Regions from separate parts of the Homo sapiens genome. Here region 2 is linked to region 1. The links are chromatin contacts, found by Hi-C or POLR2A ChIA-PET in ENCODE. All regions are on one chromosome and are shown on one strand. Each heading gives the region's core, a stretch centred on a gene start or an enhancer-like site at or near the end of the contact. The rest is flanking DNA. Distances are from core to core; before and after follow the strand shown. Region 1 holds the start of AKAP12 (A-kinase anchoring protein 12). Region 2 overlaps MTHFD1L (methylenetetrahydrofolate dehydrogenase (NADP+ dependent) 1 like).

Region 1 (3,770 bases), core at 1-2,500:
CCAGGGCGGTACGCGACGGGGAACCCGAGGGTGGCTGGGCTCCCCGGCGGGCTCCACCACGAGTCCTGGCCTCACAGCTGACTTTCCGCATCTCGGAGCTCCGGAGGCCCGGCCCGGGGTCCATTCTCCACGGATCCCCCTCCGCGCAGCTCCTCCGCCTCGGGCTGCATGGCTCCCACCGGAAGAGTGCGCAGAAAGGCTCAGCCGCCGTGGGCAGGGCGCGGGTTTTATTATTGCGCATGGCGCAGTCGCCTCCCCTGGAGACCCGCGACAAAGATGCAAGCCCCCCGCCGCGCTCGCCGCTGCTCTGGCCCCGCCCCGGCGCGAAAGACCCTGAAAAGCCTCCAAAGAGGGGTTCGCACTCCTGAGTTTGCAGATGCGGCTGGATGGGCTGGGAAGTTCTCTCGGCGGAAATCGGAGGGACCCCCCCACCCCCACCCCCACCCCCAAAGACCCGCGCCTCCCGGCGCAGGTGGCCCGGCACGCCCGTACCTTGGTGGCGGGGTCCGAGGCAGCGATGGCGGGGTCCGCGGTGGTGTCTGGCGCCGCCTCGGCCGAGGGGCCGCCGCCGCTGGGCTCGGGCTCAGCCGGCGTGGAGCTCCCCTCGGGCGGCTGCTCCGGGCTGCGCTGCTCGGTGGAGCTCCCGGCGCCCATGGCTCCTCCGCACTTCTCCCGCGCCTAGCCGCCGGGTTACGCCTTCCCCAAGCCGCAGGGACAGGGGCAAGAGCCAAAAGACGCGCGCCCGCGAGGTCCCGAGAGCGCCTTCCTTCGCCGCCAGCCGACTGCGAACGCGCCCAGCCTGCGAATGAAGGAGACGCGCTCGCGGCAAACTCCTTAAAAGAAAAGGAAAAAAAAAAAAAGGCCACCTCTTAGCCTCCGCCCCCCTCCCCCCGGTTTTTCCCTCGCTTCATCACATGAGCACAGCCCCAGACACGCCCTGCAGCAGCATCTGCCCCCAGGCTGCCGGGACCAGAGGCGCTGCGACGCGCCAGCCCAGGTCCAGGCAGCCGCCCACCCGGCCCTCGGGCGCCTCCCGTTTCTAACAGGGCGACTAGAGCTGCGGGGACGACCCAGGGCCTCAGAAGGCAAGAGAGCAGGGGAGCAAAAAGCCTGCCGGGGACACTGGATTCTCTGGGGTTTATTAAATGATGGATCACCCAAGGCAGGAGCTTCTGCTGCAGCCGACTTTCAGCTCGCCCAGGAGCGAGTCCGAGTCCCCATTTGCTTTCCTGCAGATTGTGTTTAACTCCAAACATTTGTTCCAGCCTCCTCCCCATTAGCAGGAGAAAGGCAAGCGCTCCCTGGCTCCTCCTGAGTCCGACCATATTTGGGCACCTCACGTGGCAAGAGCAGGGAACCGAGAGGTTAACGCAGTCAGGCCACGGATGAGGTGGGCCACGCAGGCCCACGCTCTCCTATCCTCCGGAACAAGTGATGTCAGGCGATGCCATCAGCAGTGCTAGCCGCCCCCCTTCCCCCGGGGAACGGGGGGAAATGAGGCTGTTACCGGAAATGTGCCCGTCCTTCTTTGAGGGCCTGTGCTGGAAGTTACCCATCCAGGCCACCTCTGCTCCGCGCGATGCCGACACATGACAGCATAGATCTGTTCCTTTGCCGTCAGCCTTTCTCAAAAGATGAAGACTTTAAATAATACCAGCACAAGTGGCTTGCATCCTTTCATTTCCGACCCTTGAATATAATATGTATTACATGAGCATGGCAGCCAATCAATAAGTATTTGAACTAAATTAAATTTGTAGCTGGATTGCTTGGCGCAAAGCATTAAGGCTTTGGGGCTGAAAGACAAAATTTATTCCAGTTGTAACTAGCAACCGAGTGCCCCAGTTTTCACAAATACTTTGAATCTCCATTAAGAATGAAGAAACCAGCCTGGTTAACATAGCGAGACCTTGTCTCTACAAAAAATAAAAAAATTAGCCAGGCGCAGTGGTGCACCTGTAGTCCTAGCTACTCAGGAGGCTGGGGACGCTGGGGTAGAAGGATGACTTCAGCCCAGGAATTCGAGGCTGCAGTGAGCTATGACTGTGCCTCTGCACTCCATCCTAGTCGACAGAGCAAGATTCTGTCAAAAAAAAAAAAGAAAGAAAGAAGGAAGAAACTTTCGGAATATTCACACCAAATTCCAGATAAATATCTCATACTCAGATTTAGTACAATTTTGTAGAAAGGGTGTAAGCAGTAGTTCAGCACTAGGATGTTTCATGCCTAATGAATTGCATGAATCGAATGGTACCCTGGGAACCATAGGTTAGTTACTCACCATCAAATTTGTTTTCTGAATTAATTTTTTTTCTTTTTCTTTTTTTGAGACAAGGTCTCGCTGTGTTGCCCAGGCTAGTGTTGAACTCCTGAGCTCAAGCGATCCTCCTGCCTTGGCCTCTCAAAGTGCTGGGATTATAGGTGTGAACCACCACACTGGGCCTGTTTTCTGAATTAATTATTTTTATTTAAAGGACTACACGAAGGCCAATTTCTCTGGAGTTTATCTCTTAAGAAACAGTATATTTGCAAAATGCTTAGTTTTAGGAATTTATACACATTTCCCCCATTTTGACTTAAATTTTGACTATTTAGGAAACATTAGAATTCTTACTCTGTACCAGGCACTGTTCAATGCACTTTACATAATAATCTTTACAATAACCCCATGGGATAGATAGTATTATTCTCATTTTACCATTGGCAGGAGGGGGAGGAGTAGGCCCGGAGAAATTAAATTGTGTGCTTCAGGTTTCACAGCCAGGAGTTGGAAGAGCAGGAAGTCCAACTGGCATCTGCTTTCAGGGTCCACGCTTCACCACCGCATGGCACTCCCCTTCCCTTTCAATCAACTGTGTTCTCTCCTCTCAGAGGTGTTACTGAAACGTGGCATTTGGACCTCACTTAGGATTTTAAGAGCAAAAAGCACTGTTAAAACCTACTTGAGGCCAGGTGTGGTGGCTTACACCTGTAATCCCAGCACTTTGGGAGGCCGAGGTGGGTGGATCACCTGAGGACAGTAGTTCAAGACCAGCCTGGGCAACATGGTGAAACCCCGTCTCTACTAAAAGTACAAAAATTAGCCAGGCATGGTGGCGCGTGTCTGTAATCCCAGCTACTCAGGAGGCCAAGACACGAGAACTGCTTGAACCTGGGAGGTGGAGGTTGCAGTGAGCTGAGATCATGCCATTGCACGCCAGCCTGGATGACAGATTAAGACTCCGTCCCAAAAAAAAAAAAAGAAGAAGAAAAAAAAAACTATTTGAGAATGATTAACGTCAGCACATTTGAAAATGTATCAGTAAGTAGCACAAATACTATCAACATTTTCACATTCTGTGAGATTATATTTACTTTGTTCCTGGGAAATTCTTAGCAAAGCTTTTCACATCTACTACCCTTTAAATTTTCAGAAAGGATTGCAGGGTCAAGCCAACAGTGTACAACCTACGTGCTGAGGAAGATATCAGCATCTGCTTAGATTAGCAGTTACTTGCTTTTTGTTTATTTTCCAGGCCATGTAAATGTTCATACTCTTATTTGTAAAAAGTAAAATCATTGCGCTGGGCGCGGTGGCTCACGCCTGTAATCCCAGCACTTTGGGAGGTTGAAGTGGAAGGATTGCTTGACACCAGGGGTTCAAGACCAGCCTGGGCAACACAGTGAAACTCCCATCTCTACAAAAAATAAAAAAAAATTTAGCCAGGAGTGGTGGTGCATGCCTGTAGTCCTAGCTACTTGGGAGGCTGAGGCGGGAGGATCACTTGAGC
Region 2 (3,610 bases), core at 1,085-3,584, 160 kb after region 1:
AGGTGGGAGGATCGCTTGGGGCCAGGAGTTCAAGACCACCCTGGGCAACATAGAAAGACCCTGCCTGTACTTAGAAAGCTTCCCCCAGCCCCGACCCCAGGTATTACATTACTTCCATTTCATTCTTCATGTTTTCAGACAACGTCCTGCTCCGGTGCCCGGAAGACACGCGTGCCAGGCTTGGCTGAGTCCTGCAGCCCCAGCCATTTCTCTCCACGGTCATTCTCAGGCTTGCTGACCCATGTGAGCAGTTCCGGGCCAAATATCCACATCTCGTGTGATCCAGTGTAAGACAGAATGTCTTCTTTGGTAGCACCTTTTTCTTTTGTCTTGATTCTTTTATTTATCTATTTTCAAAGTAATAAATTGGTGCCCTGGCAACTCCAACAGTGACACTTCTGAGGGAGGCATTTAACATGTAGAAAATGTAGCTATAGATGTAGCCAGGCTCAAGGAAGGTTTCTGAGGAAGTGAATTTCTTGTATTTCGGGACCTCATTTATAACTTGTGTTTGTTAAGTTCTGACCATACTCCAGGCGCCATGCTAAGCACGTTGTATGCACCATATCTCATTTAATCCCAAGAACCCTGTGAGGTCAGGGTTATTGTTATTTACATTATCCCCATTTTGCTGATTAGAAAAATGAGAGATTTCCAAAATGATACAAATACAGTAACTACTCGAGCTTTTTTCTTAAAAATAACAGGCTTGCTACTCTTTCATGGCCAGCTAGAATACACAGATTTTTTGTACCTATCTGAAAAGTGTAAATGGTCACCATTATGCAATGAAGTAACCAATTTAGTCAAAGTAACATATTTAGTCAAAAATTAAAAAAAAATCAATCATAGTTATGTCAGAAATGTGCTTTGGTAACTCTCTAGTGGGTTGGCAAAATCCAATACAGACAATTGTGAAACAATGCCACTATTGATCAAGTAGCTGGTTTCTCTGTCACTTATATGCTTCATTTTTATTCATTACCAGAAAGATAAAAGAAAGGCCATGACTACAAGGGTATAAACTTATTTGTGGCCGGGCGCTGTGGCTCACGCCTGTAATCCCAGCACTTTGAGAGGCCGAGGTGGGCAGATCACGAGGTCAAGAAATCGAGACCATCCTGGCCAACATGGTGAAACTCCATCTCTACTAAAAATACACAAATTAGCTGGGCATGGTGGCAGGTGCCTGTAATCTCAGCTACTCGGGAGGTTGAGGCAGGAGAATCGCTTGAACCTGGGAGGCAGAGGTTGCAGTGAGCCGAGATGGCACCACTGCACTCCAGCCTGGGTGACAAGAGTGAGACTTCGTCTCAAAAAGAAAAAAAAAAAAATTGCATTTCATTCTTCGTATTTGGAGAACGATGGAGATTCTTCCCTGCCTTTCCTTATTTCACTGTAATGATCACACCTGAGCCTTTCAACAACACTATGAGACAAGTGAGTCGGGAGAGACTTGCCCATTCCCATCTACAGGTGCAGAAACAGCCTCCAGGCAGTCATGTGAGTTTCCCTGAGCCCATTAGGAAGGAGAACTGCAAGTGCAAAGGTTCTACTGGGGACCCAAAGTCTGAGGGGTAATGGGAACCAGATCAAGACTTTCAGGTGTGGGGCAAAGCATTATCGGGAGACAGGGGACTCTACCCTATACGAATTGCATCTTGCTGGGTGAGTTACTTCGCTCAGCCTTCACTTCTTTTGTTTTGTTTTTTTTGATTGTGATTGTCAAAGGTCAGCCCTCGTTCTTTATCTATAACTACAGCATGAGTATAACAATATATTATGGAGTCATTTCAAAATTCAAATGAGATGAAGGACCCTAGTTTAGAGTTTAATACACAGTACCCATTGTTGTTATTTTATTATAGAATTGATAATTGCCTGGATTAAAGGAGAGTTGTAAATTATTTAAGATAGAAATAGGAAAAGATAGCTTAAACCAAAAAAAAAATCTTCTATATCTAATTATGTATTTATTTTATGGGAAAAAAGGTTTCATTAGTATTATGAGATTGTTCCCTAATTTTTCTGGGTCTACAATTTTACAAGTCACGCTTTCTGTAGTTCTTATTTATGGCAATCAAATGTTAAGCTAAACCAATAGCCAAGACCTAAAGTATTTAAATGAACAGGGGTAGCTTGATTGAGGTCAGATAAGGCTGTAAGAGAGAAAGTTTCAGAAGCGTGACTATAAACTCAAAACAGGTGTGATTCTAAATGGCCCTTCAGTCCTTAGGAGATGAAAGACTACCAACTCTTGTGCAGCCCAAGAAGATGCTGGGAAGAGCTGAAGCACAAATTCCATTCCTCATGTGTCATATTCCCACCTAGAGTTTTTGCGACATACTCATTCATCAGCCGTTTGACCGACAGGTAGCACACCATGAAAATCTCCACTACGTGTGGAAAACAAATCAATTTAATAATATATTTTATTGTTTGGAAACTCAAAATTAAGTAATTAAATTCTGGTTTCTGAGAAGCTCATCCCTTGAAAATCAACTGTGATGTTGTGGGCTGGGTTTTATGTCAAGGTCCTACTGGCAAGGAAATCATCATTCGGTAGTCCCTTTAAGGAGAAGCTGGAGGAGATGGGAAGAGGAGGAAGCAGGAAGGAAGGGGTGGGGAGGATGGACAGTGCTTTCACTCAGCCGATCTGGTCTTTCTCTTCAAGCAGCTTGTTATCAAAGGCGCAGCTGCCTAGACCTTGCTTGCTGTGCCATGTCATTTAGCATTTCCCTTTTGCTTTCACCTCTCTCCCTCACAACTAGACCCTTGCCCCTCCGACCCTGGGAAAGCTCCTGCCCAGAGATAATAAGCTGTGTAGTAGAAAAACATAAGACAGGGAAATCATTATTATTTTTGAGACAGTCTCTGTCACCCAGGCTGGGGTGCAGTGGCAAGATCTCAGCTCACTGCAACCTCTGCCTCCCAGGTTCAAGTAATTCTCCTGCCTCAGCCTCCCAAGTAGCTGGGATTACTGGCGTGTGCCACCATGCCTGGCTATTTTTTTTTTTTTTTTTTTTTTTTTGCATTTTTAGTAGAGGCAGCGTTTCACCATGTTGGCCAGCCTGGTCTGGAACTCCTGACCTCAGGTGATCTGCGCACCGCAGCCTCCCAAAGTGCTGGAATTACAGGTGTGAGCCACTGCGCCCAGCCCAAGTCAGGAAAATTACATCCATCATTTAAACTTCCCCTTTATGGTTTTCTTGGGACAGTGGCAAAGGAAGAGTTTGGAGAAGGGGGAGTCACCTCATCAGTGCTCATCACTACCCTGAAACTCGGCTGGCCAAGACTGGCTGAAGTAGGAAAGAATTCAGGACTACCCTGTGACGTAATTAAACTATTTTAAATACCAGAGGCCTATATTGTTCTGTAATGTTTCTTAGGTGATCCACTCCAGATACCAGCTGAATGCTCAGGACTTCAGACTGGGTCTAGAAGTGGCTTACTGTATATAATGGACTGAACTGCATCCCCTCAAAACCCCTATATTGACATCCTAATCCCCCAATACGACTACATTTGGAGACAGGAAGTCGAGGCTGTAGGGAGCCATGATCGTGCCACTGCACTCCATCCTGGGTGACAGAGCAAGACCCCATCTCAA

Evidence for each region. A loop is a pair of places that touch in the nucleus more often than their neighbours do. ChIA-PET counts read pairs that join two places held with the same protein, here RNA polymerase II (POLR2A).
Region 2: a map of heart right ventricle shows a loop between it and region 1 (1.8-fold over the local background). The contact joins the enhancer-like site here to the promoter of AKAP12 in region 1. A Hi-C loop is called at or near these places in 1 of 168 maps with a recorded cell type or tissue (heart right ventricle) and 1 of 37 single-sample maps with no recorded cell type. POLR2A ChIA-PET finds 5 or more read pairs at or near these places in 5 of 52 experiments (AG04450, H1, IMR-90 and 1 more).

The regions. Positions count from the first base shown.
Region 1 is chr6:151,237,447-151,241,216 of GRCh38, reverse strand. AKAP12 (A-kinase anchoring protein 12) reads right to left here and starts at 1,250. Exons shown (of 5, transcript NM_005100.4): 1 at 1,158-1,250; 2 at 493-833. The coding sequence starts at 654. RefSeq lists enhancers at 283-860, 938-1,447.
Region 2 is chr6:151,080,920-151,084,529 of GRCh38, reverse strand. All of the region lies in intron 26 of MTHFD1L (methylenetetrahydrofolate dehydrogenase (NADP+ dependent) 1 like), which reads right to left. Among named protein-coding and RNA genes, the nearest start is that of MIR12131, 20 kb to the left of the region's middle. Within about 2 kb of position 2,334, at least 3 of the 41 ENCODE cell types and tissues checked have a DNase peak (open chromatin) inside an H3K27ac peak, as active enhancers do.